3 separate regions of the Mus musculus genome follow, and all the other regions are linked to region 2. Evidence: chromatin loops called from intact Hi-C (ENCODE). Cell type or tissue: heart. All regions are shown on one strand.

Evidence for each region. Peaks named below come from ENCODE experiments on the same cell type or tissue, not always from the same donor. Only the 100,000 strongest peaks of a DNase experiment are listed, where the experiment ranks them.
Region 1: it touches region 2 in a loop (4-fold over the local background); 6 of 42 quality-filtered maps call a loop at or near these places.
Region 3: it touches region 2 in a loop (1.8-fold over the local background); 5 of 42 quality-filtered maps call a loop at or near these places.

What each region holds. Positions count from the first base shown.
Region 1 is chr11:86,753,549-86,761,548 of GRCm38, reverse strand. It overlaps Cltc (clathrin, heavy polypeptide (Hc)), which reads left to right and starts at 3,982. Exons shown (of 32, transcript NM_001003908.2): 1 at 3,982-4,301. The coding sequence starts at 4,260. Gm42085 (a long non-coding RNA gene) reads right to left here and starts at 3,836. Exons shown (of 3, transcript XR_880101.3): 1 at 3,673-3,836. In heart, a CTCF peak has its summit at 3,585 (motif pointing right); DNase peaks (open chromatin) are centred at 3,678, 3,978 and 5,228; H3K4me3 peaks cover 3,984 bases; H3K27ac peaks cover 3,793 bases.
Region 2 is chr11:86,991,511-86,999,510 of GRCm38, reverse strand. It overlaps Ypel2 (yippee like 2), which reads left to right and starts at 5,749. Exons shown (of 5, transcript NM_001005341.3): 1 at 5,749-5,919. Gm51915 (a long non-coding RNA gene) reads right to left here. Exons shown (of 3, transcript XR_003949754.1): 2 at 7,338-7,477; 3 at 5,174-7,168. It also overlaps Gm22387. In heart, CTCF peaks have their summits at 3,723, 5,692 and 6,365; DNase peaks (open chromatin) are centred at 3,630, 4,940 and 5,720; H3K4me3 peaks cover 3,002 bases; H3K27ac peaks cover 4,692 bases.
Region 3 is chr11:86,803,095-86,811,094 of GRCm38, reverse strand. It overlaps Dhx40 (DEAH (Asp-Glu-Ala-His) box polypeptide 40), which reads left to right and starts at 3,435. Exons shown (of 18, transcript NM_026191.2): 1 at 3,435-3,657; 2 at 4,468-4,635; 3 at 6,693-6,838. The coding sequence starts at 3,546. In heart, no CTCF peak of the experiment used is centred here; DNase peaks (open chromatin) are centred at 3,464 and 3,944; H3K4me3 peaks cover 1,550 bases; H3K27ac peaks cover 1,157 bases.

The sequences.
Region 1 (8,000 bases), 240 kb after region 2:
TCTGGAAACTACTATGTAGTCTAGACTGGCTTCAAACTCAAGGCTGATCTTCCTCTTGACTTAGCCTTCCTAGTGCTGGGATTAAAGGTATGACCCTCCATACTGCCTGAAATGACCTCCTAAGAGAACACCAAGCTATTCCCTCTGCCAGAGTCTGTTAGAAACTGGAGGGACCTGTTTAATGTGACCAGAGTCAAGGTCAGTTCCCACAAGATTAGTCTTAGCCTTTCATTTGGAATATACTTGGTGCTATTTTAGTGAATACTCACTGTACATCTTATTGCCATCCCTGATCCATTATAGAACTTGTCTATAGGGTATTCAAGAACAGCTTGACAGTGAAAGAAAGATATAAGCTCAGGTCCATTTCAGACTAAAGTAGAAAGGCCATATTGCTTTGCAAATGTTTTTTGTCCACTCTTTATCCTTGTTGAGGAACTTTGCCTATAGTCTGATCATACTGCACTGAAACACAGTGGGCACTATGTTGACCAATCCCTAAGACTCAAGGGAGATTCTCTTTCTTAGTGGCAAGCGCTATGGTTCTCTTTTATCTTGCATGAAAAGCTACAATTCTTATCAGTAGCTCTAAGGGGCTGAGGTATTTTAAAGGTGCTGTTTAAATGGTGAAACCAGAATCTTACCTGTATAATTCCAAAGTGTCTCTTATGGTTTCTAAAATCTGAATTATATTTGGTATGAAGCATTAGAGTTCTACTTTCCAATTAATCATTGTCTATCTGATGAATGTCTATGACTTTTACACTGCAATTAGTTCAAGCTGTTTTTAGAAGGCTTTGGGATTGCCTTAAGATGAACTACTATGGAGGAATCCTATAAAAAGGTTTGGCTTTGGGGTGGGGACAGTGAGGGAGAGACAGTTTCTCTGTAGTTTAGGCTGCCCTTGAATTCCCCACAACCTCACCCACAGAAGATGAGGCATAAGCCTCACTCAGGGAAGTTCAGAGACTACAGGTGTGAGTCATCATGTGTGGCTATCAAAGATTTTGTTTTGAGGCAGGATCTCATGTAGCTCAGTCTGTTCAATATAGGAAACCAGCCCTGAATTCCTGACTCTCTTCACTATTATCCTGGCTTCCCAAGTGCCAAGTGCTAGGATTACAGGCATGTACCAGCACACCCAGCAGAAAAGTGGTGGGTTTTGCTTTGTGTTCCAGGATGGTTACACATCTATAACCATTACAGAGTTCCTGGTATAAAATATAGAACTGGCGAACAATACAGTTTTCTTGTGTAGATTTTGAGAAACTACAATTCCTCAAAATAACATACAAAGCAATGTTTTTGTTATGGCGCTTACTATATAAGGGCCTGCTGTTGATAACTCTGTAAAAATAGCTTCAAATTCATACCTTGACCATTTAGTACATGACCTCTTTTACTAAAACAGGGCAAACTAAAAGCCAGGGTGATGACTCATCCTTTGCAGCAGTCTGTTTGGATAAAAAAGTTACTTACACAGGATAGCAGGATTTGTTTTAGAGCTTATCAGGTTATCTATTTTAAGGTAGTGCTTAAAACCACGCCTTTTAGGTATAGCTTAGAAAACTTAGTGCCTCAGTGTTTGGGATTTCTTTTTTCTTTTTGGTTTTACATGATAGGGTTTCTCTGTGTAGCCCTGACTGTCCTGGAACTCACTCTGTAGACCCGGCTGGCCTCAGAGATCCGCCTGCCTCTGCCTCCCGAATGCTGGGATTACTGTGTTTGGGATTTCTAAACCAGGAACTGTCCTTTCCCCTGTCTCTGTCCTGCTGGAAATTTAGCCAGCACAATCTCATTATAATCATCTTTTATTACAGCAAATTACTGATCTTTAAGAGGCATGCCAGTTTGGAGCTGTTCTAGTTTGGGGGAACAAGGTCCTGCTATGTGGAACTCTAGATCTTCCTGCCTCAGAACCCTCCAGTGTGAGGATCACAGGTGAGCACCACAGTGTCCCCAGCATTGGGTAGCATTATCATTTACACTATTTTTCTCTTGGAAAAAAAAAGGGGGGGGGGCATTAACTGTTTAAGGTGCCTTTGCTGAGTGAAATCTGCTTAGTCATTTTAGTTGCTTTTACTGTTTTTCTCCAATACTGCCTTTCATATTTAGGCTGAGAGGAGAATCTGGCAGGCAAGGCAGCAGTCCTATTAATAAGCAGAATGATTTGGGATATCACCATCTACTTTTCTTCTTTCTAAATGATTTCTGAAAACAACTCATTCTTGAAATTTCTATGTGTGATGACAAAGCAGTCTCAGCGCACTTTTTGGTTAGGTATTCCACACCAAGGAAGTAAAATCAACTGCTCTGGGGATTTGAAATGTCCTTTCATGCAGGGTCTGTATGAAAATACAAGGCCCTTGTCAATAAATTGAAATGTGGTGATCTGTTCATGGTGAAGCTCTTACATCCCAAATTCTGAGATTGAAAGTGCAATTCTATTAAGCTACTGACATTTCTGTAATAAAACAGTAACTCCCTTAGGATTTTAATTTAAAATTTGCCCACCTCTAGAAAAGGACAAAGTCTTATGAAAACAATCTTTTCAAACATTGCAGGACAGGGCACATTCAAGTGCTTAAGTGAAATTATGTAAACACAAAACATCCTAAATATGGTGGCAAGGCTCTTCTTCAAGGGTCTGTTGTCTGCCTTCTCACTTGCCTGGTTCTCCTCTCAGCCCAGATATGAAAGGCAGTATTTGGGGGGAATACTAAACGCAACTGAAATGACTAAGCAGATTTCTCTAAGCAAAACCGCTTACGCAAAATTATTGTACACCCAGTGGTTGTCTTATGTTCTTTAGGTTGAAAGGGGCATTGAAAGTAATTTCCTCAAGAACTTTCAGGGGGATTAAGACGAACTATGTGGAAATGAACTCTCTAAATCTTCCTTATATTGGTGCTATTGTGAGACATTACACCTTACACTTTAGCAAGAGCTCTGGGGCGGCTATTAATCGCTAATGAATGCTGCAGATAGCTTACTGCTGTAGGAAGGCAAGGTGCTCCGGTTTTGAAGGGCTTATTACATCGCCCACCCTGTAACTACAGGTAATGGTCCTACTACCATGTATGACTAACAGTCAATCCCTCAGCTCCAAGACAGCCCCTGAGGTTTCTTTCCCTAGCCATCCTTTGATCTACATCTTTTAAGCTTTTTCCTGTGGCCGAACCCTCCAGTTCTCGAAGGCCAAACTGATCTCTACACTAGGCTGATCTAAGTCCACCAAAATGTCCGCGGAAGCGCTCTCCAGGGGCCAGCAGGAGATTCTTCTCCCATGGCCTTCCCTGTCCTTTGAGATGGTTTATCTGAGGATCTCGAGGAGCCATCCGGCTCTCCTGGCGTCAGAAGGGCGTGCGTCAGGGCAAGGAAGCTTGCAGCTCAGTACGGTCCCCCTCCCTGAGGTGTCAGCAACCACCCACTGCGCGAAACCAGGCGGGGGAGGCGCGCCGCAGCCAGCCGCCCGAGGAGCTCTGCGGCGGGGCCGTTTCCCTTAGTCACCGCGGCACCCACGCCGCGGCCTTCTCCTCAGGCACTCGGTGTCCTCACGCCCAGGCCGCCACGCCGGCAGGGGGCTCAACCGCCACCTCCTCCCCAGGAGCAGCGGCCAGTATCTTGCCTCTCGCCCTCCACTCTGGCAGCCTTCAACCGACCCTTCCCTACCCGCATCACGTGCACCGGGAAGTGCGTGGGTGGGTCTTACAGCGCCTACGGAAATGACGTAGTTCGCCCCGAGTCGCATGATGTGGCAAAATGTTAAAAAAAAAAAAAAGTGGGAGGGGGGAGGGGAGAAGGGAGAAACCGGAGCCTGGGGAAAGTGATGAGTCTAGAAAAAGTAGTCCCTCGGTTCCTCTGTTTCCCCGCAGCCGCATCAGCGAAGAGCGCTCCGCGCACTGCGTCCCTGAATCCCTACGCCCGACCGCGGCGCGGCGTCTGTGGAAGGCTACATAAGGCGGACGGCGTGAGGAGACTGGGCGGAGTTCTGCCTCGGGATCCTTCCGCAGGGCTCAGCCGTTTCCGGAGTCTGCGCTGCTCCCGGTTCCGCCATTGCGGCTCTCCCGGCCCCTGGAGCCTCCGCCCCCGACCCAAGCTCTCTCGTCTGCCTGCCAGTTCCCTGCGTCCCCGGAGAGTATCCCTCTGAGCCCAGCCTCCCCTCCCCTTCCCCGTCTCCTCCTCTCCCTTGGAGAGCCCGGGCAGGCACTGCCCTGCAGCCCCAGTGACAGGAGGAGACCATACTCCCCGACAGCGCCATGGCCCAGATTCTGCCCATTCGCTTTCAGGAGCATCTCCAGGTACGTGTGAGTCGGGGCTGCTGAGGGACTTTTCGAGGGTCGTGGGAAGGAAGAAGCTAGCGGCCTGGCCCGAAAGGGATCGAGAGAAGGGGAGTGGGGGGTGTCGGTATTTGGCATAGGTGGAGGAAGGACAGTGTCTTAAAAGCTTAAAGGGTTAAATGATATGAGACTAGGATGGAAATGACGAATCGGAGTGCAAAGGGCGGCGAGGCCAGGCCTTACGTCTGACGACCTCTTATTCTGCTTCCTGGATTGCAAGAACTGCGCATACCAGACCCCCCTTCCCATTTTACTCAGTTCATTCATTTGGGTAGGGGCTAGGTGGGGGAGCTTCTCGCGCGTTTCTCCCAGAGCAAGATTTCTCGTTAACCCTGAGCGACGCGGGGCTGTCACCTTCCCTTGGTCTATTCCCATTTCTACATCGAGTCTGCACCCAGGAATTGTGTGGCGGGTGGGTTGGGGAGGAGCTGCATCCTCCCTCTGCAGCTCACCACTGAGAAAGGCACCTTGGGGTTAGGGTAGCAGTGGCTCGTGGCTTGCCTTCCCTGAATCTATAAGGAACCGAAGGTCACACTCACTGAAGGAACAGAAAGAAGATAGAGGGGCGGCAAGGGGCGGTGTCAGTCTCGGTGCCTGGGGTCAAGGTCCCAAGGGGAACGCGCATATTTTTCCTTTCTTGGTTTCTTCAGAGGGTTAGTGTAGCTCTTAGGCTCACTTTGATTCTTGCAGGTAGGGAGAGTTATTTAGAGGTTATTTATGGCCTTTTGGAATTTAGCAGGTAGTTGTGGGATTACGGCAGGAGTATGTCTCACAGGACTGCGTGGAATTCATCAGAGCCGGGTTTAAGTGCATACCTGCTCTGTGTCAGTACCTAACAAGTTGATCTGTAACTGGCTCCTTTTTAATAGTCTGGGGCGTCCCCCCTCCGCCCCCCACTGCACCTTATCCTGGAGTCAATACACCATTGTCTAACCTGGCAACCTGCCAGCAGTTGGCCTAGGCAGGTGACTGTTGGAGGGCTTCGCTGAATTACGCTTCTTCTGAACTGCTGATTTTCCTGGTTCACTTGTCCCGACTCTTTGACATCATAATTTATTCATATTAATTTACTTTCCCTCAAGTATCCCCATAAAGAAATCTGCTTTCAGCTGCATCTTCTGAAGGGCTAATTTCATGAGGGGGAGGTGCAGTGATCCAGTTCAAATATTGGTAACTTATTGAGTGCTTTATCATTGAAGGCAATCTGATTTACTTTTCTTCATTGATATACATAAAAGATGTTTGATAATAAAGAGGGTTAACTAAAATTTAGCACCAAGTAAAATAATTAAATATTTCTTTATAGACTTTACCGTGTTGCTAACATTAACGAATTATTTTACTTTAGGACTTCTTTGCCCATTAAATGACTTGAATACATTTTCTTCAGTCATCACTAGTTTTCAAATAATTCATCTGATTTTGGCAATAAGATCTCTATTTTGTAAAGGTCTGAAAAATGTCAAGTGACAATGCTGACAGAGAAGTTAATTTTTGTTCTCAATTCAAGCTTGAGTTTCCTCTGTTAAGAATATAAAGTGTTAGGAAAGCACTGTTCTGGATGTTAGTGGACAGTGGGCTCTTCAGGCTGAGTTAAGAGGGAGGCAGCCTGTGTACACTAACAACAGAAAAAAATCTAGCTTTAATTAATTGCTTGCTTTAATTAATTTGACCATGATTTGGGTTGCTGTTTTTTCTTCTCCCATCTTTGGGATTAACACTTGGCCACACTGAAGTTACCAGAAATAGCTTTCTGCAAATATGTGTATAAACCTTACACAAAAGAAGCAAAGACAACTGCTGATGACATGACCGTTGCTGGTGATTTGAGTAATAGTTTTTCATTTCTATTAAACTCAAGACCAGAATTGTTGAATGGTCTTACAGACTGGAATCCAAACTTGTCACTAATTAAAAACAGATTTAATGCAGGTGTGGCATGTGAGTAGCAATTTCTGCAAATATTTGAAACTGTTTTCCAAAATTTAAAGATTTTGAATATTTATAAAATAGCTTTACAGATACACTTGAAGATCTCGGATGCTTATTTTCTGGAGGACCTCATTACACTTTAGGCTTTGGCTGGTAGGATCCCACTCTAGTAGATAGAGTCAGGTGTGCCGAAAGGATAATGTATCTTCTGATCTCAGACTTTTATTCCCTCTCTTTTAACAAACAAACATACAGTGTAAGGATTATTCCAGTTGTCATCTTAAGTCTTTGATTGCCCAGCCTCTGCCATTCTGCTTAGAAAACAACTTTCTAAAGCATTTAGGAGAACTGGGAAGTAAGGAGTGTAGAGTTCACTTGTGAAAGTTAACAGCAAACTCTAAATTAATTTATTTTAAACTTTTTATGAGAATGTTGCAAATAAAAAATTGCTATTTATTTTCATATCCCTTTGTGCATTTGTTTAGATGAAGATCTGTCATCAAGGCTTGGAACTATATCACATAATTTTGATATTTTATGTGATGAAGGAATTTTTGTTGAGTTGCAGATTCTGAACAAATTCTAGGCTGCAGAACTCAGAAAGTTCAGTGCCAGCCAGCAAAACCCTGTCTCAAAGGACAAAACAACAAAACCCCACTGCCTGCAATTTTCAGTTCCTGGCATATTAAGCATTTTGCAATTGACACATTTTGTTGAGCATTTGGATACTTTTAATTTTCATTTACAAATCTTTCCACCCCGTTCTTCTCTCTTTGATCCATAAACACAGACATGCAATGTGTTGCTGAGTTGAATAGTAGGATTCTTAAGAAGGTTTTGGTTTCAAAGAGAAAGCAGTAATAGATGCTTAGGAAGACTAGAAGAGCATGCCACCTGGAAGTAGACTCTAATCTACCGTGGAAATAGTTTAAATGAAGACCGATTCCCTCCCCCCCCACCCCCCCCAGAATTTTCTTAAAGGTTAGTTTACTCAGCTTTAAGGAGTTTGGCCAATTTTAATGAAAATACTTGTGCCCTGTTTGGGATTATACTTTAAGGTATGCAAAACTATGGTTTTCACTTTAAAGTCTTGGGAACTTGGGTAGTGTGCTGTTGGGACAGTTGTTTCTGATAAGTGAGGGCTAGAGAGTGAGGAGGAGAGCAGTCCAACTTCTGTTGTGTGCTGTGTCCTCACTCAGCCCTTGGTCCTGTCTCACATTAACAGTGGAAGACTAAGGCTGGAGGCCGTACTCAGGGGCCATAGTCAGAATGGGGTTTGGATCGCCTCTTCTGTTTTTAAGACAGAGTCTTAACTATATCGCACTGTCTGGTCTGAAACTTACTATGTATAACAGGATGGCTTTGAACTGAGATCTGCTTGCCTCTGGCTCCAGCGTGCTGGAATTATTGCATATTCCATCACACCTGACCATAAATCATATTTTAAAGACAGTGTCTTGCTAATGTTGCCCAGAGTGGATTCAGATTCAAAATCCTCTTGCTTCTCAGCCTCTTGAGTGCCGGGGTTCTAGGCCTGCATCATCATGCCCTGCTGCAGTGATTGCCTTTAAGAGATGCTACAAGGGACCAGAGAGGTGCTCTGTGCTTAAGAGCGACTGTTAACTCTTCCTGAGCACCTGGGTTTGGTTCCCATCACATACAGACAACTCCTCATCTCCTGTAACTCCAGTTCCAGGGGCTCTTCAGTCCTCCAAGGATACCAGGCAC
Region 2 (8,000 bases):
CCAGCAAAGCAAATGTGTGTTTGGAAGTGAAGCTGACTTGACTTGAGGGTGGATTGCGGTGTGGGAGGGAAAGGGAACAGAAGATGGGAGTATCCTCAATGCTATGAAAGGTTACAAGGACCAACTGCGGTGCTTGTGGCTTGTAATCCCAAACATTTATGAGACTGAAGCAGAAGGAGCATCCGTAGTTCAAGGTTATCCTCAGCTACATAGAAAGTTTCTGGCTGGCCTGGCTTACATGAAACCCTGTCTCAAAAAAACAAACTTAGACAAAATCCAAAAGGGGACTTGCTTGCGGGGCGGGGAACAAATTAGAACCAAGCACAGTGATCTATATGTATAAATATGTCACTACGAAACCCAGTGCTTTATATGCTAAATTTAAAGTAATAAAAACAAAAAAAGAGTAGTTGGGATGTAACTTTTTTTTTTTAAGATTTATTTATTATTATGGGCTGGTGAGATGGCTCAGTGTGTAAGAGCAGCCGACTGCTCTTCCAAAGGTTCGGAGTTCAAATCCCAGTGACCACATGGTGGCTCACAACCATCTGTAACGAGATCTGACTCCCTCTTCTGGAGTGTCTGAGGACAGCTAGTGTACTTACATATAACAAATAAATAAATCTTTAAAAAAAGATTTAATGCTCACAGTCAGCTAATGGATGGATCATAGGGCTCCCAATGGAGGAGCTAGAGAAAGTAGCCAAGGAGCTAAAGGGATCTGCAACCCTATAGGTGGAACAACATTATGAGCTAACCAGTACCCCGGAGCTCTTGACTCTAGCTGCATATATATCAAAAGATGGCCTAGTCGGCCATCACTGGAAAGAGAGGCCCATTGGACTTGCAAACTTTATATGCCCCAGTACAGGGGAATACCAGGGCCAAAAAGGGGGAGTGGGTGGGCAGGGGAGTGGGGGTGGGTGGATATGGGGGACTTTTGGTATAGCATTGGAAATGTAAATGAGTTAAATACCTAATAAAAAAATGGAAAAAAAAAAGATTTATTTATTATAAATAAGTACACTGTAGCTGGCTTCAGATGCACCAGAAGAGGGTATCAGATCTCATTACGGGTGGTTGTGAGCCACCATGGGGTTGCTGGGATTTGAACTCAGGACCTTTGAAAGAGCAGTCAGTGCTCTTACCCACTGAGCCATCTCACCAGCCCGGGATGTAACTTAGTTGGTAGAATTCTTGCCTAGTGGGTACCAAATCATGGATCTGATGCCCAGCACTGCATAAAACTGGGTACGGTGGATAAATGCTATGGTTCCAGAGGTTCAAGGTAGGGGGAATCCTTATCTACACAGGAAGTTCAAAGCCAGCCCCAGTTCCGAATTCTCTCAATATACATGGTCCCTCACACGAAGAGAAACAGAGAGACAAAGATACAGGAAACAGACACACAGAGAACTTGTCTTGCTAGTAAACACCTTTAGTCCCAGCATTTTGGGGGCTGAGGCAGGAGGATTGCTTCGACTATGAGGCCAGCCTGAGCTACAGATTTTGCCTTCATCTAAAACAACCAAACACAACTGGGGCATGTATAAACAACCTTGAGGCTGGAGAGATGGCTCCGAAGGTAAATGGGCATGTGCGAGCAAAAGGGCCTGGAACCCGTGTAAAAAGGTAAGTGGCAATTTAGCCCAAAGCTCTGAGGACGGGTAGCCTGGAGTATGCACTGAAAAGAAATAAGAAGAGTAACTCTACTCAGCAAGATGGCAATTGGCACTTGAGGACTTCCTCAGCTTGCTGTCAACACTTATAGCACATCTCTGCAATCTGTAATATCCCTTTGCTCTGAATGAAGTTATCTTAAAGGGCTGCAAAGACGGCTGAATGGAAAAGAGTCCTCGCTGTCCTTCCAGAGGACCAGGGTTCAGCTCCCTGCACCCACACCAGGTGGCTCACAACTGCCAGGAGTTGTAGCTCCAGCTCTAGGTTATCAAGCACCTTCTTTTGACTTCAGTAAGCATTGAATGCAGCTGATCCATACACACAGATATAACCATTATATATCTATAAAAAAACAAACCAAAAAAACAAAAAACAAACAAACAAAAAAAAAACAAAACGGCTAGCCAGGCAGTGGTGGCGCATACCTTTAGTCCCAGCACTTGGGAGGCAGAGGCAGGAGATTTCTGAGTTCGAGGCCAGCCTGGTCTACAGAGTGAGTTCCAGGACAGCCAGGGCTACACAGCGAAGTGCTGGAAAAAAACAAACAAAACAAAACAAAAAAAGGTTAACGGAAGCTATGGAGTCAACCATGTATACAAATGCAAGTATCTTTTGTCTGTAGGAGGTGACAATCCTACAGAAAAATAGAGGTCTCTGACAGTATAGCTGGCAAGTCTGATTATTTCCCTCCACACAACTTTTAGAACTTCTACTCTAAATGTTATATTGTTCCCCCTATTATGTTTCTTGCTATCTCTGCTATTAATTGCACTGGATTATAGGTAAAGCTAGCTTCCCAACAACAATGGCAAAGTTATTTTTTCTGCTTTGGCAAAACAAGAAACTAAAATGGAAGCAGAGAGCTGACTTTCACAAGTTGTCCTTTCCCAACTTCTCCGTGTACACAGTCACATACCAGCAACAAAATAATTTTTTGTTTGTTTGTTTTTTTCAAGACAGGGTTTCTCCGTATAGCCCTGGCTGTCCTGGAACTCACTTTGTAGACCAGGCTGGCCTCGAACTCAGAAATCCACCTCCCTCTGCCTCCCTAGTGCTGGGATTAAAGGTATGCACCACCTTGCCCGGCAATTTTTTTTTTTAAGTGAAAAGAGCATCAGGCAGTGGTGGCCCACAGTTAATCCCAGCTCCGGGGAGGCAGAGACAGGCAGATCTCTGTGAGTTCAAGGCTAGTCTGTGCTACAGGGTGAGTTCCAGGTCAGCCAGGGCTACAAAATACAGACTCTGACTCCAGAGGAGGGTGGGGACAAAGAAGGAAGAAAGAAAACAAAAAGCAGAAAGTGATTTGCTCACAGCCAGAGCCGCACTTAGGTGGCAGAAGTGAGAACACACAGGATTAGTAAGCGAAGACAAACACTGACTGTGAAAGGATGAGTAGATGTATAAATGTGGCTTAGCATCACAAAGAGGAGTCAATCCCAAGGCAGCAGGCAGAGGAACCACCTGTGAGCCCAGGAGCCTCTCAAACCTTTATTGCCAACCAATTTTTCTTTCTTTCTTTCTTTCTTTTTTTTTTTTTTTCCTTTTTGGTCTCATTGTTGTTGTTTGTAAGGGAGCCTTCTGACTCTGAATAAGTTTGTTGCTGTCTTTCTGTTGCTCTCTGGGATAATATCCTCTCTGTTGCGGCCCTCGGCTTCAATAATTATCTGTCTATTCTCAATCTGTCCATTGGCCTGGGCTTCTTTCCTCTCCCATAGGTTCTCGGAATAAGTCCAAGGCAACAGGGAAAGGTGCTGAAGATGGGCACTGAGTAAATGTGTACTGAGGGCCCATGAAGGTGTTTGGGTGCAGAGAGAAAGAGAAGCAGTTTCTAGTACTCACTCCCTGCCCCCCAACACACACATACACACTTCTTTGTTTCGGTTCTCCCTTCTGTCAACTCACACAGCTTGGCTCCTTTGGCTGGAAGAAGGCATGATCTGGCTTTTTTTTTTTTTTTTTTTTCCTGGCTGGCTGATTCTATTGTTTTTCAGCCCTGTGGTTCTGTGGCCTCTTCCAGTCTCCTGCAATCACACAGCAGGCCTGCAGGGGTCCTCAGAGCACCCCACACAAGGCAGGCTTTCTTTAGCTAATGTTATCTTTTATTTAAGCACAGAACAGTAGCCTCCAATCTTGTTACATAACATACCAGTATCTCAGGGTGTTAAAACCAGTACAGAATCTACTGTTAGGCGTTAGGGAACCCGTGGATATAAACATATTTAGTAACACACTATTGCAGAAATGTAACCAATTTGATTTCCTGGTTCCTGATTTGAAATGTTAGAGTTGGAAGGGATGTCAGAAACCATCTTATTTCAGCCGTCCTTATTTATTTCTGCAGTAATGGGTATTGAACCCAGAGCCTCAAGAACCTTAGGCAAAGTCTCTACTGTGAGTTCCACCACCAGATCCCAGCCCTCCCTTCTTTTAGGCGATGGGTACTAAGGCCTAAGGGCACAGAGGAATTTAACCTCAGAAAGCAGCCTTGGGCTGGTAATCAAGCTTTTGATAATCTAAAGAATTTAGTATATCTTCTTAAAGATCCAATCTCAAGTCTTTTCAAGGTTGTGGTTAGTTAGCTGAAGGCTTTTGGACTCCAGGATTTATAATTCCCAAAGCAGTCAATTGTAAATATTGACAGTGCCCCTACACTGAAACCGGTATCTGCCGGCAAAAATGAGTGGTTTTGTTCTTACTAACGTTGGGACTTTTTTTCATCCCTAACCATGCGATGTACATTCACTGAAGACAATTTAGTTGATTGCATATGTATTAAAAACAGCTGGGTGGAGTGACAGGTGACGTTTTTGAGTCACCCGGGGATCTACCCAAATACCAGCCTGGGTTTGTGTGTAAACTGCTGCCAGATAGGAGACCAAAGGTTCCTGGGCCTCCTTCAGCACCCCAACCCCGCATGAACTTTTTTTTTTTCTCTTTTTCAGTAACCTGGCTAGCTTGGACCGATCTAACCAAGAATGACCTTAAACTTCTAACACTTCCCAAGCCTTGGGTTATAATTGGGCTATAAAGCAGAGAACCACCTTGTCCAATTACCTTGTGTTTTTTTCTCTTCTAAAATAGCAATGAAAACATGTATTTTGCCCCAACACCATTCAGAATCCCAGTGTCTTAGAAAAAAGGGTGGGTCTGCCGTGTCTCCCCCGCCCCCCCCCCCGCAGAAATTCTTTTATCAAATTGACCTGTTTTCCGGTAGGAAGACTCTGCCCCACTCCACCCACCTGGTGCCTCCCTGGACTTCCCGACTGTCATGAGTTTATTTTTTAACCCTCTCTTCCTTGAAAAGCACCACCCCACTGACCCAGAATGCCAGTTCCTCCCTTTTGGTCACCTTGACTACTCTTATTGTATTTTCTGTTGCTAATAGACCTCACTAACCATTAGCAATAGGGATCCCAGTTTCTCTATAGTCTTTCTCTATGCTCTTCCACTCTCAGTACTGGGGATCCAACCCAGGGACTCGAACACACCAGACAACCCTTTCCTAGTTTTAATTAGGAAATTTCGAGCAGGGCAGAGGAAATAGAGAATCTCCGCTTCTGAGCAGGGCATGGGTGGGCATGACGAGACTGGTACTATCTTACTAAATACACCTGCCTTGAACTCTGCGGGTCACTTTTAGTAACTTAGGCTCTGGGTCAGGAGTGGCTTAAAAAGTGGAGCGAGGAATTACTATCTAGGTTCTCAAAACAAAAGCACTGTAAATCCCACTTCCCAACATAACCCCGGGTCCTGGGAATCCCAGTAAAGCCAGACAAACAGGCTCCTATCTCAGAGAGCTCCCCCACTCTAATCACCTCTTCTCCCAGCCCTGCCCGCCAGCTGCCAGGACTGGCGGGACCCAGACCTTGCCACACTCCTCGCACGCGCGCCCCGCCAGGGCCGAGGGGCGGGTGGGGGTTGGGGGCGGGAGGCAGGGAAAGCAGGGGCGGAGTTCCGTCCTCCAGTGATTGGCTCCTGGCGGATGGGCTGCGGCCGTGCAGGGCCAACCAGTGGCGTGTTGCTATGTGCTGAGCCGATGGGATAGGCGCGGGGGCGCGTCTGTCACCCGGCAAGCCCCCAGCCCGGATTCGGAGGGATGCGGAGCGGCAGTGGCGGCGGCGGTGGCGGAGACTGTGGCTTTAAGAGCGCGCAGGGAGCGCTAGAGTCAGCCGTGCAGTCCTTCATCGCCAAGCACTCCGGAGAGCCCGGCGCTGGCCGGACCGGGCAGCCTACCGCCAGGTATGAGGGATCTCGAGCTGGGCTCGCGTGGGCGTGGGGCGCATTCCGCTCCAGTTCGGGCTGTGCGCCCTGGGGACGGTCGGGCTCCTGGGCTGCGTGCAGCCGGGCTCGGCTGGGGCGGTGCTGTCGCGGTCCCGAGGGGGCTCCCCGAAGGTTCCCGGGGTGCTAGGGGCGGGGAACGGGTTGCTGCAGCCACGTGACCGGTTTGTTTACAAACACTGGCGCGCGCTCCGGGTTCGGGACTCGGCGGGTGGCGACGAGCCGCCTGGCAAATATGGGGACCCAGAGACCTGAGCGCCAACGCCTCCCTTGTTCGGCGTGACCCACCCCCCACGGATGGCACCCGGCGGCACCCGGCTGTATGGTCGATGTCTCCATTGAGATAGTTGGGTCTGGGGCACGTCGCCCTCTAAAGTCCCCGGAGCGCTTCGGCAGCCCCAAGCCAAGGGAACCACAGCGAGTTCCTGCCTGGACGCTTCCCGGCGCCTCCCCTGCGGCCTTGCCAAGGGGTGGGCACGAACTCTGTTGCCAGACTCGCTGCGGGGGCCTCTGCGGAGAGTCCCTCCCGCAGCTGGCTCCTGCCTCTCTTCCTGCTTCAAGTTTACCTGCCTGGTTGCTGACTCCCTTCGGGTGATTTTTTTTTTTTTCCGAAACAGTGGAACCTTACACCCGTCTCCTGGCTGGCACTTAGGGGGAAGCACTGTTGCTTTGGACCCCTCGTGCAAAGAACTGCCTGCCACCTCTGACTTCACTTTTACCCACAGTTTTTAAAAAGCTGAGCGAGCATCCTCCGGTTTGCCTAGCCTTCCACGGCCCGGCTGCTGGAAATGGCAAATGCGCCGGAGCCCTGCTTTTTGGCTTCCTTGTTGATTTGTTGTTGCCACGTTGGAGGGTCTTTGAGCCACTGAGTTGGAGTCCTATTAGTCTTTTGTTCCTCATGCTTGTCTTCGTTCTCGCAAGATGGGCTCCCTGTCCAGAGCACTGAACAACAAGCCTAGGGATTACTTTTCTGAACCCCATTTACAGAACATTAGAGGCACAAAGGAATTACAGTAAACCTCATGCTTGAGGCTCTGCAGTAGTCTGCCTGGTTTGGGGGTTTACAGGATCTGGTCAGTAAGATTGGGTTGCTTTTCCTTTTGGCACACACTGCTGTAGGTTTTACCTGAGTTCAGTCCATCAGCTTTCTTAGCATTTGATATTCTTATCTTTGAGGAAGTTTCACTCTCTTTACATCATTTTGTAAATTCTGTAATTTGTCAAAAATAATGGCTTTATTAGAACATTTTCATACACATATCTCATTGTGACTGGTTCATACTTAACTATGACTGCTCCCACCCCCGGTTTTGTACTGAGCTGTGATGAGTGACTGGGTTCTTTACAAGCCCGGCCTGAGAAGAGCTGGGGAATCTTACCTTAGGCACTGTGATTTGTCCCGGATTCCACGACAGGGTCGGATGCGATAGAGCGGGGTACCTGGGCTCGTGCACTGCCTCAGTTGGGCTCTGCCTAGTTTAGGGTTCAGTAACATCACTTCTTAGATCTCTCTGCTTGCCTTGAGATAAGGGTGGGAAATGGAAAATAAAGAACACAGATAAGAATATGTGCCTTTGCCAGGCAGTGGCAGTACACGCCTTTAATCCCAGCATCTGGGAGACAGAGACAGGTGGGATCTCTGAGACCAGCCTAGTCTACAAAGCAGGTTCCAGGACAGCTAAAGCTACACAGAAATCCTGTCTCAGAAAAACAGTGACTAGTTTTCCCAGCCGGGAGTGGTGGTAAATATCTAACCCCAGTACCCCGTGAGGTAAGTTCTGATCACTGCAAGTTTGAGGTCAGCCTGGGCTGTATAAAGGGATTCCAGGTTAGGCAGGGCTATGTAGGGAGACCCTTTGTCTCAGAAAACAAACAAACAAACAAAAAAAAACAAAACCAAACAAAACCCCTTCAATTCTTTAGAACCATGATTTTCAAACTTGGCTAGGGATCCGCAGTAAGGGATACATTATAGCAATGCATGCTAGCCTGGACTAGACATTCTAGGAGGCAGTGACTGTTGCCATACTACCTGCAGTATG
Region 3 (8,000 bases), 190 kb after region 2:
AAAGGAAAACACAGAGGACCAGACTGATATTTAAGGATTGAAATTTGACCCAAATGTAAATGTATAATACTAATCTTAATGAGCCTTGAATTGTGACCACTTCAATGCCTGTATTACACAATGATCCTAAACATGTTCAGTTATGCACCAAATAATTTCATTGACAAGTTTTGCTTTTTGAGTCAGGGTCTCACTATGTAGCCCCATGGGCTTGGAACTTCAAGTGTAGACCAGGCTGGCCCCAAACTCACAGTGATCCTCCTCCCTCTGCATCCAAGAGATGAGATCAAAGGTGTGCACCACTATGGCCTGTCCCAGCCTTTTCCATCACATCCCCTGAGTCAGGGTGTCTTTACCATCTGTTCTCAATCTTCCTTTCACTTGCCTTCATCCATTTGAACCAGTGACTGACAAGCCCATCAAATACATTCTCAGTTTGTGTTGTGATACCTCCCCTTCTCCGTACAGTACGGATTCTGTCTGCTTTTCTTTATGTGACCAAAACAATTCTTATTTAATCAGATTAGTGATAGTACTGTTCAGTCTTTCTATGAGCCATAAGCCATCATGTTCTGTTCTTGGGTCTCTGACATTATTATGTGTCTAGTGTTTGGGACTCTGCTTGTTATTATGTAAACAACATATGATATTTTTGCTTCATGTATTGGTTTTACTTCACAATATTTTATTATTGTGTATGTGAGTGTGTACAGTGTGTATATGGGTGGGGTGGTGGGTAACACATGCTGCACAATGCAATCCAGTGGGTAATAATTGAAGGGCCCTTTAACCATCACTTCAGGGGCCCTATATTTTGCTTTCTTTTTTTTTTTTTTTTTATTAGGTATTTAGCTCATTTACATTTCCAATGCTATACCAAAAGTCCCCCTTACCCACCCACCATATTTTGCTTTCTTTTTCAATGGCGATGTAATCACATTATTTCATCATTTTGAAAGTCTTTACAGTTGAGCCCTTGATGCTCGGAAATAGATTGCATGGAACCAAGAACATTTGGAAGACTGCTCATTGAAGCAACAGCAGCAAGGTGCAATCCACACTTCTTAACCTTTGCTTATCACTTGTACTCTTTCTCCTGACTCAGAGGTAACGAGACATAGATTCAATGTTGGGGATGCTTACCATTCTTCCAAAATTCAGCCCACACATTTTCCACTTTTACTCCGTGTTTGTATTCTATTTGTTATTGTAATTTGTAAGATCATTGGTCTAGAAATACTAGGAATATCCCTATGTCATTAATAGTAAAATAGTCTACATGGCCAAGGTTGGGAAAACCTTGGTTGGATGGTGCTACCATCTAGGCTCCTTGACTTTGTTTTCTTTAATTCGTGGCTTCCAGTTTTATTCTGGATATTTTGCTAGGTGGTTATCAACAAATGGAGTCAACTCTAAGAGTTACAACCACTGAAAGACACTCCTCATTTAAATAATTCCACTTCTCATTCCAGTATTAGGTTAGTATGATTGTGAGGTTTCTTATCTCTCTCTTTTTCATCACCAAGAGGAAGTTTCAGAAATTTCTTTCTCACACGTGAAAACCAGAGAATATTAACCTTTAATCCCATATCCCTGGACAGGCAAACTTCTGGGAGCTCAAAGCTAACCTGATCTACTTAATGAGTTTCAGGCCATCTAGGGCTATATAGTGATATATAGTGAGACTTTGTCCAAAACTGTATATATCAAATACTTAATCATTTAAATACAAATTGCTTAGTAAATGGTCACAATTCCTGATTTGAAATGATTCTGCTTATTTTCTTAGAAAGTGACTTTGTGAAATAGCTGGTCTGTTGCTCAGTTACAGAGGTCACCAATATCTTCATGGTCTGACTACAATTGTATATTTTGATCTCTTCTGACATAATAGTTTGAATTACTAATAGAAATCGAAAGGTTCAGAGATGGTTTTAATGTTTTGGAGAAATCTAAAATGTTCTCCTGTCACTAGGGCTATTGCCTCAGCCGTTAGAAAGTTACACCTGACTTGCTATCATTCAAATTCTGATAAACTTGCATTAAAGGAGTTGTTGATCAGTTACGTTGAAAAGGAGTTGATACATGTACGTTTTAAAGCAAAGTCTTGGATTCTTGTAACATCTTACATCTTTTCTAGTTTGGTCTTGGGTTGATAAGTGAATGGTAGTTTTATGTTGCCTTCCTATAAACCATGATTAATTTTAACAGCAGGAACTACTGAAAAGTGCAAGAAGCAAATGGACAAGGTCACATATATCTGTAATTTAGCACTTGGGTAGCTGAGGCTGGAAGATCATGAGTTCTAGGGTATCCTGGGCTACATAGTGATTTAAGTGTAAGAAGCAGGTTTCTTCACATTTTTTCATAATTAACTCAACTCAGAAAATCAGCTGGCATTATCACTGAAGGACTAGTCCAAGAACCCCCCTCCTTCCCTCCCTCCCTTTTCCCCTCTTCCCCCCCTCCCTCCTTCCTTCTCTTTTCCTCTCCCTTCTTTCTCCCTCTCCCCTTTATTCACCTCCTCTTCTGAGACAGAGTCTCATTCTCAGAATTATCCTGGTGGTAACCCGGAACTCACAGCAACTCTTTTGCCTCTGCCTCGCAAGTGTTAGGACCACACTCAGCTTTGATAAAGTACTGGGTATTGAATCCCAGGGTCTCTCATATCGTAGATAAGTATTCTACCACTGAACTGTACACCAAGTCCCCAACATACCTTTAAAAATAAGTAAACCACACCACCTCAGATAATGTGTATCTGTAGAATTTTCAGCAGTTGTGTTTTCTAAGGAACGTACTTCCACTAAAAGTCAACTTATTTTAAAACAGATGTTAACCCTGTCTCGAAAAAAACAAAAAAAATCAACCAACAACCCAGATGTTATTCATTCATCTATCCTCAACAAACCCTATTGTCCACCTCAAATCACTGCTCCCTGCTGGGTGTACAATATATAGTGTTCCGGAAGTCTGGATCATGTGTGTCTTCCCAGCTTCTTGGAGGGTATGGAAAATATGCAAATAAATGTAAATGAAGGGTTCCATGAAGGAAGTGAAACAGCATGGGAATCTAAGTTTTGAAAACTACAGAACTACAAGTTGGACCGCACTATGTGTCTTGATAGGACGATAGGGAAGTGAGTTGCCCAAGGTCACACTGTAGGATGGCTTCGGCTCCTGGGAAAGGGTCATTCAACTGGTATCTGGAGATAGGCAAGACTTGTGGGGATGCTGTGGTGACTAAGGGCCACACTGGACAAACTGTGACCTGGCCCTCAGGTGTTCAGGTGTGACTTCGCGGGTGGCGGAGGCACGTGGCGATGGGCGGGACTCCTTGGGGGTGGTGCCTCGGGGCCCCCAGGAGCGCGGGCCCGTGCGCGTCCAAGCAGAGGCCGCCACGTCATCGAGCCGCTCCCCCACCCCTCTCAGCCAGTCGCACGCGCGGAAGTAAACACCCCTACGTCATCAGGGCGCGTCCTCGCCTTTCCCCTCCCATCTCCTCGGCTCCGTGGACGTGTTCGCTTCTTCTCCGGACCGGGTCTATGTCCCGGTTTCCCGCCGTCGCGGGCAGGGCGCCAAGGCGGCAGGAGGAAGGCGAGCGGCCAATAGAGCTCCAGGAAGAGCGGCCGTCAGCTGTTCGCATCGCTGACAGAGGTACGGTCCGCGGGACGCTGTGGCACCCGGAGGGAGTTATTTGCGGGGCGAAAAGTACATCTGTGGGCGGCAGAGGAGGTGGGAAGGGAGCTTAGACGTTCTTTTGGTCTTTTAAGCCAGACGACGAACTTTGCGTCCAGTGAGCACTTTGGCTTAGAAGGGGGCGGTCCCAAACCCAAGTTGGGTGAGAACCTCTCTGGGGGGCAAGAAAGTGGACCCGAACGCCCAAATGCCTTCTGCTGTTCTACAGCCTCATAAAGCCTTTGTTCTCTACCCGTTCATCCCCCTCCCCTTCGTCGGGCCGCCAGCCTGCCTTTGGGTACGGTATGAAGGGAGCCCGTTTCCAGGAGCCAGTTTCCATGGTTACCCACCACTTGGCCTTCTGGGATATCAGTCACTCTGAACAGGGACCTAACTTGAACTGTGAATCAGAAGCAAATACAGGTGGCTTCTTCTTCTTCTCAGAGTTGTTCTGCTGTGCTCAGGTTGTTGATCTATTGTTTAATAAAATTGAGTTTAGTTTTTCCAGGTAGGTATGCATACATACACGTTGTCTTGTGCTTGACTGACTTTGTCAAGTACGGCGAGTTACACATCAACAATGTTGAAGTTGTTTGATTTTACCAAAAAAAGTTATTCTGAGTTTATAAACTTTCACGTGTGATTTGTACATGGTTGACGTAACTGAAAAGTCATAGATTGATCTTTCCCGTTGTGCGATTCCTGTGCATTCTTCTTTCAGGTCTGAGCCATTGTCAGAGAGCTCTTCTCAGGTGTTTTCATTGCACAATTGTTTTTGTGTTGTTACAGAAGAGAAAGGATGCACATCACAGGAGGGAGGAACAACTCCAACGTTTCCTATTCAGAAACAAAGAAAAAAGCTCATTCAAGCTGTGAGGGACAACTCGTTCCTCATCGTTACTGGAAATACAGGAAGTGGTAAAACAACTCAACTCCCTAAATACCTTTATGAAGCAGGTAATTTTATTCTTGGATAAAGCTGGAAGCACTAAAGAGAGAAATTCTTTAAATTTTAATGAAAGTACTGTAGTGTGCAAATGCCCATTGCTGCGTTGCTTTGTCAGATCCTTAGCCTCCCTATGTCTCCTTGGCTTTCTGGATTTATTTCAGGCTCCGGAATTGTTGGGGTGACATATTAAACTACAATGATAATAATAATAATAATAGAAGAAGAAGAAGAAGGCTGATTGTGGTGGTGCACACTTTTAATCCCAGCACTTGGTAGGCAGAGTCAGGAGCATCTCTGAGTTGTAAGGCTAGCATGGTTTACATATTAAGTTCCAGGCCAGCTATGGTTATATGATAAGAAGGAAAAATAAAAGGATGTTAATTTTCTCTTTTAGGATAAGGTTATCTCATTAGCCAGTGAGAACTGAAACAATTGTGAATTGGAAAGGATAGTTGACCTCTGTTGGGGACATATTTTTGTTGGGGGGGTGTTGGTTTTTTTTTTTTTTTTTTTTTTGAGACAGGGTTTCTCAGTGTAGCCCTAGAACTCACTCTGTAGACCAGGCTGGCCTGGAACTCAGAGATGCACCTGCCTCTGCCTCTTGAGTGCTGGGATTAAAGGTGTGTGCCACCACTACTTTGCTGTTGCTGACAATTTATTCTTCCTCTAGACCGTTATCAGACAAATATTCTCAGATTCTACCAGAATTGAGCAAACAAATTACCAATAAAGTGTCTCATCAGTGTGGCAACATTCTCTTTCATAATTTTGGAAAAGAGAAAATTATATATTACTCATATTAAAATAAAAGTTAATTTGGGGGGTACTAGAGAGATGGCTCAGCAGATGTAAACTCTTGCTGCTGCTTCAGAAGACCAGATTTTTGTTCCCAGCACCTATATTGGCGGTTCACAACCACCTATAACTCTAGTTTGGGGGATTCCGATACCCTCCTCTGGACTCCTAGGGACCTGAATGTGCACATTCAAAGACAGAGATATATATACACTATACATAAATAAAAACATATCCTTTGAATTTTTAAGTCTTTTTCTTTTTTTCCAAGACAAGGTTTCTCTGTGTAGCCCTGGCTGTCTTGGAACTAAGAGAGCCACTTGCCCGTGACTCCTGAGTTCTGTGATTAAAGGTGTATGTTACCATTGCTGGGAATTTTTTTTTTTTTTTTTTTTTTTGAGAATGGCCTACGTATGCTGTTTGAGCTAGCCTCCATCACGCCTGCCCTCACAGTAACCTAATCGGATGCATCTGTCCTAATTCAACATCGCCTGCTAAGGCGTGCTGTCATTTTACATGCCAGTAAGAAAGCAAGTGCTACCAACGGTACAATACATCTCCATTTTCGGGGATGTTAAAATGGTTACAATGTTTACAAAAATTTATGCAAAAGTGGTATTTTTAAATCCAGTTTTATTCTGTGGCAAAGAAAAGTTTAGGAAGTGTGTGGAGTTTTTTTGTATTTTGGTTTTACCGTACTTATGCCATAGTACTAGCTACTTGTGAGGCAGAAGATATGTAGGGTCCAGGAGTCTGAAGCCAGTATGGTAGACTAATGAGATCTTGTAAAACAGACCAACCAAACTTATAGAATCCTTGACTTATTGTTTAAATGCTTTAAAAAAATAAAAACCTCAAACCTAATTAACATGTATATTTAAATTGGCTCTGGTTTATGTTTTAAAACTTCCTTTCATATGCTATCTCTATATGTGTTTAGGCACATGTGGGACACAGTGTGCATGTAGAGGTCAGAGGATAACTTTAGGGAGTCAGTTCTCTCCTGCCAGTGTAGGGTCTGGAGTGGAACTCAGGTATCAGGGAAGCATCTTTACCTCTGAGCTGTTTCGTCTGTGAATGTGCATTCCTGTTTTAAATTAATAGTAAGAATGTTTATGCAAATGTACTGCAGTATGTTGCTGATCTTGTAGGGTTTTCTTTTGAAAACATACCATTTGCATCGATTGACCAGGAACAGTTTTTAATTTTAGTTCAGTCGGAAGAAAGAATTGCTAACTCTGCTTTGTGTTTATATTTCTGGTTTTAATAGGGTTTTCACAACATGGTATGATTGGTGTGACTCAGCCACGAAAAGTAGCCGCCATATCAGTTGCTCAGAGGGTTGCTGAGGAAATGAAATGCACTTTGGGATCTAAAGTAGGATACCAAGTTCGTTTTGATGATTGCAGCTCCAAGGTATAAAAATTTACTAGTATACATTTAAAGTACTAAAAACACACACTCCAGCCCTTCTGTGTGTCTTTCTGTGATGGTGTATATACACGTATGTGTTGAGGCCAGAGGATGACTTCGAGTGTTATCCTCCGAGTGCCATGTATGTGATTTATCGTTTGCTTTTGTTTTTGAGATAAGGTCTATCACTGGCCTAGAACTCCTCAAGTAGGCTAGCTCCTTCATTAAAAGAAAAAAAAGATATTAAGGCGTTGGGGGAACAGGACATGGCCTGGGGAGGTAGCTCAGTTGGTAAAGTACCTGCCTGGCAAGCATGAGGTCCTGAGTGCAATCCCCAGAATCCACATAGGACAGTTTAGTTTGTTTGTGTGTTTTGTTTTGTTTTGTTTTTACTTTTTATGAACATAAATGTTTTGCCTGCCAGTGTCTTTGTATACCATCCATGGTACCCAAGGAGTTTAGAAAAGGATCCCAGATACCTTAGAACTGGAAGTACAGATGGTTGTAAGCTACCAACCATATAGGTGCTGGGAACCGAATCCTTGTCCTCTGGAAAAAAGCAGCAAATGTTCTTAACCAAGCACTAAGGCATCTCTCTAGCCCCTAGGATTAATTTTTTTCTTTCATATTGTTAAGGCCTTGTCTTAGGTATCTGACTTTATTTTATTTATTTATTTATTTATTTATTTATTTATTTTGGTTTTTCCAGATAGGGTTTCTCTGTATAGCTCTGGCTGTTCTGGAACTCACTCTGTAGACCAGGCTGGCCTCAAACTCAGAAATCCACCTGCCTCTGCCTCCCAAGTGCTGGGATTAAAGGGATTGCACTACTGCCCGTCTAGGTATCTGACTCTTATTTCCCATCCTCAACTAGTTTATCTGTTATCAGATGTTTGTCTTAGTTAGGGTTTTACCGCTGTGGACAGACACCATGACTGAGGCAACTCTTTTAAAGGACAATATTTAATTGGGGCTGGCTTATATTTTCAGAGGTTCGGTCCATTATCATCAGAATGAGATCATGGCAGCATCCAGGCACACATGATGCAGGAGGAGCTGAGAGTTCCTCTTCTTGTTCAGAAGGCAGCTAGAAGACTGACTTCCAGGGAGCTAGAATGAGGGTCTTAAAGCCCATATGCAGCTGGGCAGTGGTGGCGCACGCCTT